4 separate regions of the Homo sapiens genome follow, and regions 2, 3 and 4 are each linked to region 1. Evidence: chromatin contacts called from ENCODE Hi-C data. All regions are on one chromosome and are shown on one strand. The core of a region is the stretch at or near the end of the contact, and the rest is flanking DNA. Distances in the headings are between cores, read along the strand shown. Region 1 overlaps C12orf75 (chromosome 12 open reading frame 75). Region 2 overlaps CHST11 (carbohydrate sulfotransferase 11). Region 3 overlaps CHST11 (carbohydrate sulfotransferase 11). Region 4 overlaps CHST11 (carbohydrate sulfotransferase 11).

Region 1 (2,700 bases), core at 26-2,525:
TATATTACTGAGGAAGAAAAAGATTCATATTTTATGTATTAACTTTGAATAAGGTTTCACTTAATGAAAGTGATAGTTATTGGTAAGATAAATCATAGTAATTTAAAATGATTGTAAGGTTGAGGTGTTCCATGCAGATATTTGGTTTTAAATAGGCATGCAAAAAATACATTAATTTAAAAAAAGGCCAGGTAGGCGAAAGCCCACCCACCCCAAAGAGCAGCCACAGAGACATGGTCGTTTTGGAGGCAGCCCACCTTCCAGAACCCCGACCTACAAGAAGACAGAGCTTATTTATGATTAGAGAGACATTCAATGTCTCCAGTTCATTCAGAAAAAGTCTGTGACCCTAGTATAAAACAGAAGGATGCATAACTACCTAGAGAATCTGGATCAGCACTGCTATTCACCCTGAGAAGGGTAAGAAGAGCACCTGGCTGGTTTTAGTAAGTTCACAGGAAGTGAGCTAGAAGTGGAATTAATAGAAACTCTGAGACAGAGGAAACCCGAAGCCATCCATCTGTAATCTTAGTTGCAGTGGTTGCCTTTGGTCAGTTGCTTTTTTTTCTTTTCTTCTTTCTTTTTCTTGCATGCCGAGTGTCAAGCCAACTTTGATAAGGTACATATCACTAAACAGTATCTTACTCTACAAGAGTGAGTCATGTTTAAACCATCAACTGAGGATTTATCTTTTCAACAATCCCAAAAGACGTTGAAAGTGGGGAGAATATGAGTTACGGGGGTCACCTTGAATAACACTTGTTTCTGCAAACAGTTTTATTAATGCTATGACTGAAAGTCTGACTCAGAGCCCTGTAAGTGTGTGACCTTAGGCTAGGAGATGATTATGATACTCAACGGGTGGCTTGAACCTCGACTCATTCTTTCTCCTTGATCACCTGTTCTTTGATAAAAGAAGCTACATTTTTTTGCTAACAAAAGGAGACCTGATTTTAGTTGAATGCCCAATGTATTTTCTGTGTGTGTGTGTGTGTGTGTGTGTGTGTGAGAGAGAGAGAGAGAGAGAGAGGAGAGAGAGAGAGACAGACAGACAGACAGACAGACACAGGGTCTTGCTCTGTTGCCCAGGCTGGAGTGCAGTGGTGCGATCATGACTCACTGTAACCTCGACCTCCCAGGCTCAGGCAGTCTTCCCATTTCAGCCTCCTGAGTAGCTGGGACTACAGGTGCAAGCCAGCATGCTTGGCTATTTTATTTTGTATTTTTTGAAGAAACAGGGTCTCCCTTTGTTGCCCCAGCTGATCTTGAACTCCTGGGCTCAAGATATCTGTCTGCCTTGGCTGCCTGAATTGCTGAGATTACAGATGTGAGTCACTGCGCTGGGCTCAGTGTATTTTTTAAACCTGGTCCAAATTGGTGAATACATGTTCTATGGTTCTTAGGGAACGTTCCTGTGGTTTAAAAGGTTTTATAGCTGGGCATGGTGGCACGTGTTTGTAGTCCCAGCCACTCAGGAGGCTAAGGTGGGAGGATCACTTGAGCTGAGGAGTTCGAGACCAGTCTAGGCAACATAGTGAGACTCCATCTCTACAAAACCAAAAAACATATATGTTAGCCAGGTGCGGGGTGTGCGCCTGTGGTGCCAGCTGCTAGGGAGGCCGAGATGGGAGCATCGCTTGAGCCTGAGAGGTTGAGGCTACAGTGAGCTATGATTGTGCCACTGCTCTCCAGCCTAGGCTATGGAGCAAGACCCTGTCTCAGAAAAAAACCAAAACAATAATAATAAATAAATACAGGGTTTTCCTGATAAGATGGTATTTGAGGTTATGATTAAAAAATATTTCAGTCTTACATTTTTTCAAATGTTGCATTACTTTCCACAAATTTTTCAAATGGTATAGATGAGGAGAAACAAAACATTGTCTTGATACCAGAGAAAGCAATTTACCGATAGGTTTTCAGTCATGCTTACCCTGGAAAAACAAGCTTATTACACAAGTTTATTCTTTAGAGTAGTGGCTCGTGTGCAACTAGAAAATGGAATCACTGCTCAGTAAATTAATGTAAATCCTTTAGTACTGGCTTCCTCCAGCACTCTTTGGACTCCAGAAGTCAGTCTTCCTTCTAAGATTGGCTCTGGGCACAGCTGTAAAGCGGATGATGTTTCGACCAAACCCCAGCACTTGGTTCCAGTCCCTTCCCTTGGGTCTTCCTTCCCCTTTCACTTCTCTAATGGACTTAATGTCTAGCATAGCTCCCCTAGCAAGAGCAGGATTTGTCTTGATGTGCCACGTACTTATTTCCAGATTTCCCTTGATCCCTTGGTAATTTGGGCTAGTTTCTCTTCCCCTGCGTCGGCACCAACGTTTGACTCCATGGTTGTGAAATTGAAGAAGTCGTGATAAGCTTCAATGCTTGGGGCCAGGCCAGAAGTGGTGGGAGGCAAACTGGTAGAATTCACCTTTTACTTTTTATTTTTAGGTGATTTGGTTTATGGCACCTGATCCCTTATCTCCTCTAACTCTGCATTTTGGTTCTCTTGGTATAAGCCTTATCTTCAAGGTTTCTTCCCCATTTATAGTAGATTAAGGGGTACTCTTGTTGCCCCTAAGTTGCTTCTCTCCCATTTTCCAGTTTTTAGTGCGTTGGCTTGTGGGCGTCTGGGCATTGCTTCCTGAATTGTGCCCTCCACCCCAGGAGGCTATTATTTAGCAGTGGATTATTACTGGCTGGGCGCAG
Region 2 (2,700 bases), core at 139-2,638, 660 kb before region 1:
ATCAAACACTTATCCTGCACTGGGCGCTGCACCAGGCCCCGGAGTTCAAAGGTGGCCAAGATGCCACTTTTGAAAAAAATGTTTTTTGAATGTGTTTTTTGGTTTTGTTTTGTTTTTGTGGTCATTTTCTTAAAAAACCTGGGTGTGGTCAAGAGCACAGCCCCCTGTTTTGACGCTGCATTAGTGGAGGGAATGAGTTTAACGAAGCGGGTGACTTCACCTGGGTCACCTGCCAGGATTCTATCTGGGGTCACAGTTACTTCAATAAAGTGAAGCAGGAACGAGGCAGAGGGGACATGGGCCTTTGTGAGAATGAACGATGGAAACTCTTTGAACTCCTGGGATAGAAAGGCCAAGCTGTCACTAGAGCTGTTCGTGATGGGAGAGTGATTAAAGCTCGTTGGAGTTTCCTGCCTTCTTCTGGCATCAGAACTTTATGCCTGCTCTGTGTTCGGAACCAGTGCAGCTCCGAGTCCTGAGCTTTGACGTGGGAATCAGATTTCCCTGGGCCTGAGTCAGATTCTGGGCCCCACAGAAGTCAGTGGCTCCCATTTGGCTGAGGGGGTTCCCACCGGACCCTTTGCTGGGTAGAAAACACAGCAGCCAAGAAAGATCTGTTGGTCCTTGAGTCAGCTGTTGAGAAATGGAGCCACAGGGGATGCTGGGGGGTTCTCCGAAGCTTGACACCCTGCCTTCAGATCCTGGCATCATCATTTGGCAGGAACACGTGTGGCCTTTCACAAGCAACAGGATTTCTTTGAGCCTCAGCTGTCCCATCTGTAAGATGGACATGGTGTTGCCTTCCCAACTGGCTTGCCCTGAGACTAAATTTGGAAATTGCCAACATTCCTCGAATGCTCCTTATGTGCCAGCTATTGTGGGGAGGGCCTCAGCTCAGCCCCCTCCAAGGCCTGATAGTTTGAAGGCACTGAGGTAGAGGTTTTGTGTCTGTTCCTAGAATTAGGCAGTTTGGTTCCAGAATCAACATCCTTAACCATTAGATGACACTGTCTGTGAAGAGAAAGAAAACTCATGAAAACACAATTCACAACACAATGAGTGTGTGTGTGTGTGTGTGTGTGTGTGTATGTGTCCTTGTGGTTTGCTTATTGAACAAGCATTTCCTGAGCACCTACTTTGTGCAAAGCCATGGAAACATAAAGATGACTAAGGCACAGTTCCCAGCTGCAAGCGGGGAGCTTCCAGACATTTCTATCTTACCTCAGAGCTAGTGATAAGAATAGGTTCCCTCACTCTCACTTCCACCCAGCATGTGCCTTAGCTTACAATTGATAGATTTTTTTAATTCTGTGACCACAGAGCTCTTTGCCAGAAATGGGGGCGGGGGAAATCCATTACCCAGAAGCGGCCCCAGCTCCCCCTTCACAGCCCTCCTTTCTTGTGGGTAGCTGGCATTGCCACGTACAGAGTAACTTGGACGTGACGCTTCACCGTGAAGTCACACTCCTGGCCTGCTGGGAACAGTGGGGCAGCCCTGGAGGAGCCAACCCGATGAATAACGTTATTGGAGGTGTCCATATAAAGAGGACCTTGTGTAAATAAATGATGTGACCCTCCCACCCCCACTTTGGCAGGGCTGCGGAGCTGAGAAAGGGAAGCACAGGAAATGTGTTTATTTTGCCTTTGCTGAGCAGTCGTTCTGAGGGTACACAATGCAACATTAAACCCCAGGGGAGCCTCCTAGGTATGTTAACTCGCCATCTGCATGCTCCCTTTGCTGTGCAAAGAGCACAGAAATGGTTTCCAAGCCTTCTGTTTGGCTCCCACCCACCCTACCTTTTTTCTTTTTTCCTTTTGTCTACTTGGGAAATTTTTGAAGATAAAGTGCAGCAGATGATATAATAAACACTTTTTACTCACCATCCTGAATTCACAAATGTAACATTGTGGCATATTTGCTTCAGATCTTTTATAGATCTGCCTATATAATAGAAATAAACCATCAGGGTCAGGCACGGTGGCTCACGCCTGTAATCGCAGCACTTTGGGAGGCTGAGGCGGGCGGATTACTTGAGGTCAGGAATTCAAGACCAGCCTGGCCAACATGGTGAAACCCCGACTCTGCTAAAAATACAAAAAAAAAAAAAAAAAAAAAAAAACATAGCTGGGCGTGGTGGTGCACACCTGTACACCTGTACTCCCAGCTACATGGGAGGCTGAGGCAGGAGAATTGCTTGAACCGGGAAGGCAGAGGTTGAAGTGAGCCGAGATCACGGTACTGCACTCCAGCCTGAGCAACAGAGTGAGACTCGGTCTCAAAAAAAGAATAAAATAAAATAAACAAACCATCACCAAGGTAGAAATCTCTTTTGAATCTCCTCTTCTCCCCTTCATCCCTGCCTCTCAACCTCTTATGAATTTACAATATAAATTCCAGTGTTTGTTTTATACTGTGACTCCTATATCTGGACCCAGATACAATATGCAACACAGGTTTATGTTTTCATAATTTATGTAGGTGCTATCATACTGAATATATTACTCTTCAATTTGCCTGTTCTGTACAACTATGTGTTTTGATGTCCAGCCCTGTGGATCCCTCAGTCTGTTCCAATTACTGTATCATGTTCCATCATATGATTATATTGCATTCTATTTATGTATCTACCTATAGGTAGACAGATAAATTGCTTCCATTTTTTTATCATTATGAATAACATTGATCAAAGCATCCTGGTG
Region 3 (2,700 bases), core at 104-2,603, 690 kb before region 1:
ACACATGTGCAAGTGCATATGTTCAGACCCACACACACACACACTCACACTCATACACACTCACACAAACACATCCATACACACATGCACTCACACTTACACACACACTCCCACACATACACACCCACACATGCACTCACACTCATACACACACTCCCACACAAACACATCCATACACACGCACTCACACTCATGCACACTCTCCCACACATACCCACACACACACAAATATACTCTCACACATACCCCTGCATACACACACATCATACATACACACCACATATACACACACACTCCCACACATACCCCTCACATACACAAACCAATACACACCCACACATACACTCTCACACACACCCCACATAAACACACACCCACACATACATTCTCACACACACTCCCACACATACCCCCCACACCTATACATATACACCAACAGAAACACACACATACATACATGCACATACATGCACACTCACACACACACTCTTTTCCAGCTTTGTGTTTCTGCTTCTGCCTTTTCAGTTTCTTTGATTTCCCACATATGGATTTCCTGCCCTGCCTTCTGAGGGTGTTGGGCAGGTGAGAAGCCCTAAGATCATGTTCAGAGCTGAAAACATAATCACCAGATTGGAATACTGGAGATGAGATGGTAGAGAATGGCTAGTTTTAGCTTTTCTCATTAACACGGGGTGGGAGCAGATGACCTTTTCCTTTTAGCTGACAGCTAGTCTGCTGGCCATGGGCACACCCTCCTCCGCAAAGCCTCTTGTGATCTCCAGTCTGACTGGACACGGCTTCTTGCTGCGCCCGTGATCCTAAGCATGGGGTGTGGGTGGTAGGGAAAAGCCTGGAGCAGGGCTGCTTGGTTGAAATCTTGGCTCTGCAAGTTATTTGGTTTTGCTGTGCCTTCATTTCCCCATTTGCAGAGTGGGGTCAGTATTTGCCCTGATTCTTAGGGTTGTTAAGAATATTCGATGAGGAGAGCCACATCAAGTGCTTGGAATGCCTGTCTACTGATCATTACTGTTACCAGCGCGATCATGGTTTTGATCATGGAAGCTCTTAGCCCACTGCACTGTGATCGGTCTAGGAAGTCCTGTCGCTTCCCCCACAGGTTTCGCAGCAAACGGGCCAGGACAGTTATCTCAGGCAGCCTAGAGAACGCCTACAGTGTGAGCAAAGCCACTGTTTAAAGTGAGGTGATACTTTATTCACCAAAGATTCCTTTACTTACAGAAAGTCCCCCTTGAACTTATGATTTGAATTTTAGACATTTTACCCAATCTCTATCTTTCTCTCTCTTTTTCTCTCTCTCTCTGTCTCTCTCTCCTCCCCGCCCCCAGCCCTCTTCTTGCATAATGTGAGAAGAGGCTTTCAACAGCCAAATGGAAACCCCCTTTGTCACCTTGTAGGCGTGTGGCATTGGGACACTGAAGTTAGCAAATCGGCCAGTGACTCATCAGTTTCCTCTCCATAACTGGGGTGTGGTTGGGGGATGGGGCAAAACTGGCACTTGGCAGGAGGCCTTGGCACAGTTCCCAGGCAGCATTCCTTCTGACCCGTCAGTGACCATGTCCTACCCATTAAGGAATATTGTAATGATCAGCCCTGGAGGAAGGAGCATTAAGATTTCTGCTCTGACTTCAGATGTTTTGATACAATTTGGGTAGCTCGAGTTCTCCATCCCTGACAATGAAAATGCCCAGGAATGTCAGGGAAGCGCGTTTTCTGGAAACCTACCTCCCTGAGACCTGTCTGGCCTGCACAGGGGGGTGGACCGTGTGGGAGAGAGGGGATTGTCCCTCTCTCCCCAAGGTCAGCTCTGGCTTGCGGAGTAATGGCTCGTGTGAGTGATGTGTGTGCAGGACTCCATTAGGGGCCCGGCTGTCCAGCTGTCTTGTGGCAAGTGTCTTTGCAGAGAGGGGCGAAAGGAGCAGATAGCTCCAGAAATGGAGAATAAAGAGACCATTGCTTTCTGCTTTCTGGCAAATTCTGCCAAAATACTGCAGAGAATGAAAAACTTTGAAGGAAAACCCCTTTATCAGCTATCCCATGCCTTGTGGCCATTGATTCCACGAGCAGGTGTTTCTGAGAGCTGGAAGCTGGCCTGGCCCTGGCCTCTTTCAGGAATAGAACATGTGAGGATGGTTGGCTTCACCACCTCCAAAGGGACCTCGGGAGGAGTAACCTCCCAATGGGGCAAGATTACTCACCATGACGGGCAGCTCAGTGCATGGCAACAAGCGTATGCTCTGCTGGGCAGCCTTCTTGGCTGGAAAACTGGCTCGTGATTCTGACTGTGACTCTCCCTCCTACACTTTCCAAGCCAAGAGCCTCCCCCAGATTTCACATGCCTCCCGCATGGCACCTCTGTTCTCCTGCTGCCACCACTCAGACACCCAGGCGTGAGGATTACTCTGAAACCCTGATGCTTGGCCATACCTGCCCCACCATTTCTGAGGCTGCCATAATGAATCACCACAGACCAGGTGGCTTAAAACAACAGAAATGTATTCTTTCCCAGTTCTGGAGGCCAGAAGTCCAAAATCAAGGTGTCAGCAAAGCTGTACTCCCTCTGGAGACTCTAAGGGAAGATTTATTATTTGCCTCTCCCAGTTGCCAAACTCCTTGGCTTGGGGCCCCATCTCTCTGCTCCATGTACACGTTGCTGCCCCCTCTTCTGTCTTCTTTTTTGTC
Region 4 (2,700 bases), core at 190-2,689, 620 kb before region 1:
TCACCATCATCTATAACCACAGGAGGTCCGTGGCACCGTCATCCCCATTTTACAGATGAGAATGCTGAGTCTCAGATTAAGTAACTTGCCCAAGGTCCACAGCCAGTAAGTACTAGAGCCGGATTTTAAGCCCAGGCTGTCTGGCTGCAGAGCCTGTGTTCTGAACCACTCTGCTCTGCTGCCCCTTGATGGAAACAGCCACATAGTAAAGAACTCTATTTTTTTCATGAGAAAAAACTTTTAACTGTGAATATTAATTGCTTGTCCCTTAAGAGCAGCTGTGGGTCAAGTGACACAGTAAGTTCTTTGCAGACTTCATCCCTTTAAACCTCATAAGAGCCAGTGAGGTTTGTGCTCTCTCAGCTCCCACTTTACTGATGAGGAGACTGAGGCCAGGAGAGTGAATCTTACTGACCCCAGATCATGGGGCTGGTCAGGGCCATTGCCAAATTTTACATCCAGATTGGTCTGCCTGACTCCAGAGTCTGATCTCCAGCCTGTGCTGATGAGCTTGCTCATCTCCGCAGAGTTCCAGACATCCTAGGGAGAGTAAACCTTTGTTCCATCAAAGCAAATACTCTCCATTTTTGTTCAGTATTTATTGAATGAGATCAGGGAGACACTGATTTTCTGTAAAAATTGTATCCTGAAATCAATGTATTTAGTTTCTACCACTTAGTTTTAGTAGGGTCACTGGCCTTTAAAGAAAAAAATGCAAAGACTTTTCCCAGTTCTTGCCTCACTTTTCTTTAATGAGCTCTGAAATCAGGCCAGCCCAGGGGGACCTATCCCACGTTCCCTATTCTGGATAATAAAATGGGTCACTCACTTCTTTTTAGTTTTATAATTTCCATTGATCATAAATCTACATGTGTTGTCAAAATACTCCTCTGAGGTTGATGGAAGGTAGCAAAGATGGTTTTTCTATTTCATAGGAATGTTATGGCACCACACAGATGACACTCCCTGCCCTCTCACTCTGCCCTGGAATCCATCCCTGCACCTCCAACAAGGGCTGCTGGGTGGATAGAAGGAGAAAATCCCTCTTTTTGCTCTGCTGTCCAGCAGCACAACAAAAAGGCATATTTGGGTTCCAGTCTTTGCTCTGCTGCTTTCTGGGAGTGGGTGGATGAGCTCTCATCTCTGGGCCTCAGTTTTGCCATCTGAAAATCAGAGGGTGGTATCAGATAATCACAAAGGTATTTTGTAACTCTGAAGTTCTGGGTTCTAAGGACTCTGAGATGCAAAATTATTTGAAAGCTCTACAGGCAGAAGAATATTAATACCTCTGATGTCATGCAATTGAGGGTGTCTTATTCACCTCTGGGCCCCGGGTCTGTGTCCCTGCCATTGTGTGTGACTCTGTTCCTGGATATCTGTATCTTCATGTCCTCGGCCATGGCCTAAGAAGCCGCAGAGATGTCTGACTTCCTCAGTGAACAGCAGATGGATGGATTTAGACGTGCTTGTCCCTCTAGCACTCCACGATGGTCTTCCTGTTCCACTTTCACTATGATTGAGAATGGGCCGTCCTTCTTGAAAGAGGAAAAAGGCAGTGAAGTGATAAACAAAATCTTCTTAGTACTCTGCAAAGATGTTCATGTGTTGCCACAAAGCTAATCACCCTTTTCTGAATTCTGCAAGTATTGGGCACCAAGTGCCTGGGACACTGAGATACCTGGGCCTTATCCCAGCTGCCCTGGAGGGAGGGCATGAGTTGAGCTCACATTGTTCATAGTGACATTAACTATGATCAGGATGGAGCAGGTTGAGGCAAAGGGGTGAAGGTAAAGGTGGTGGAAATGGCTCCGTTGGGGCCCCAGGCTTGGTGGTGGTGGTTACTGGGGAGAGAACGAGGGTGTCTTCCAGGCAGGGGTAGGAGGAGGGCTTTGGAGCCCCATCTGCAGAACTAGCTCCACCTCTCTCTTGGGGGAGGACCAGCCTTCCTCTCACTGGAAGCATGCAACATGCAGAAACGAAAGGCCCAGAGCATGGCTCATGCGTGCCTTTGGAACAATGGAGAAATCGGGTATTGTTAAAACATGCTGCTTGACTAAGAAATAAATGGACCTCTTTGGGTGCCTCTCAATTCATAGTTCAGTTACTGTGAAATTCCATGAATCCTTTACAGTCTGTTAATACATATTAATAGCTAATCTTGATATTGCCAGAAAATTGCTCTTCAGACCTCCAATTTGCTTAACAGCTGCCAATCTAAGTTGCCGCCAATTGCCTCTATCGGTCTTCTGTGTCAGTGAGATATTAAGTCGCCATGAGCCAGGCATTTTGCACAGATGACAAATGTGTTTGGCGTTCACTGCAGAACCCGCTCATGTAAAAGCGACGCTCAATCATCAGTTCTCAAAGTGAAACAGAGACCACCAGCCTCAGAATTGGCCTGATAGAATCATCACGGGGCAGCGATCAAGAGCAGGTTCCCAGGACAGCCCGACCCACTGAACCAGAATTACTCAGGGTGGTGTCTGGGAACCCGCATTGCATCAGATTCCCGCTGTGATTCTTACATACACTGAACATTGAGAAATGCTGTCAGGTGAAAGGCAAAGCAACATTCCTGCTATCCTGCCCCCGGCACTTGGGAAACCACCCTCTGTAAGGTTTACAGTAGCTACTTCCTGAGTGCCTACTATGTGCCAGGTACCATGCTATGTGCTTTCCTTGTGGGCTCTCATCTAATCC

The links. Hi-C counts contacts between places; a loop is a spot of excess contacts on that map. Pooled maps may share reads with other maps.
Region 2: a map with no recorded cell type shows a loop between it and region 1 (3-fold over the local background). The contact joins two enhancer-like sites. A Hi-C loop is called at or near these places in 3 of 37 single-sample maps with no recorded cell type and 2 of 50 pooled maps.
Region 3: a pooled map shows a loop between it and region 1 (2.7-fold over the local background). The contact joins two enhancer-like sites. A Hi-C loop is called at or near these places in 2 of 37 single-sample maps with no recorded cell type and 2 of 50 pooled maps.
Region 4: a map with no recorded cell type shows a loop between it and region 1 (3-fold over the local background). The contact joins two enhancer-like sites. A Hi-C loop is called at or near these places in 4 of 37 single-sample maps with no recorded cell type and 1 of 50 pooled maps.

What each region holds. Positions count from the first base shown.
Region 1 is chr12:105,356,801-105,359,500 of GRCh38, forward strand. The region is part of intron 2 of C12orf75 (chromosome 12 open reading frame 75); the gene reads left to right. Among named protein-coding and RNA genes, the nearest start is that of C12orf75, 27 kb to the left of the region's middle. RefSeq lists a silencer at 836-905. Within about 2 kb of position 1,276, at least 3 of the 41 ENCODE cell types and tissues checked have a DNase peak (open chromatin) inside an H3K27ac peak, as active enhancers do.
Region 2 is chr12:104,694,388-104,697,087 of GRCh38, forward strand. All of the region lies in intron 2 of CHST11 (carbohydrate sulfotransferase 11), which reads left to right. Among named protein-coding and RNA genes, the nearest start is that of MIR3922, 100 kb to the left of the region's middle. RefSeq lists an enhancer at 1,335-1,474. Within about 2 kb of position 1,389, at least 8 of the 41 ENCODE cell types and tissues checked have a DNase peak (open chromatin) inside an H3K27ac peak, as active enhancers do.
Region 3 is chr12:104,670,443-104,673,142 of GRCh38, forward strand. All of the region lies in intron 2 of CHST11 (carbohydrate sulfotransferase 11), which reads left to right. Among named protein-coding and RNA genes, the nearest start is that of MIR3922, 80 kb to the left of the region's middle. RefSeq lists an enhancer at 969-1,573. Within about 2 kb of position 1,354, at least 31 of the 41 ENCODE cell types and tissues checked have a DNase peak (open chromatin) inside an H3K27ac peak, as active enhancers do.
Region 4 is chr12:104,739,417-104,742,116 of GRCh38, forward strand. The region is part of intron 2 of CHST11 (carbohydrate sulfotransferase 11); the gene reads left to right. Among named protein-coding and RNA genes, the nearest start is that of MIR3922, 150 kb to the left of the region's middle. RefSeq lists an enhancer at 1,577-1,626. Within about 2 kb of position 1,440, at least 11 of the 41 ENCODE cell types and tissues checked have a DNase peak (open chromatin) inside an H3K27ac peak, as active enhancers do.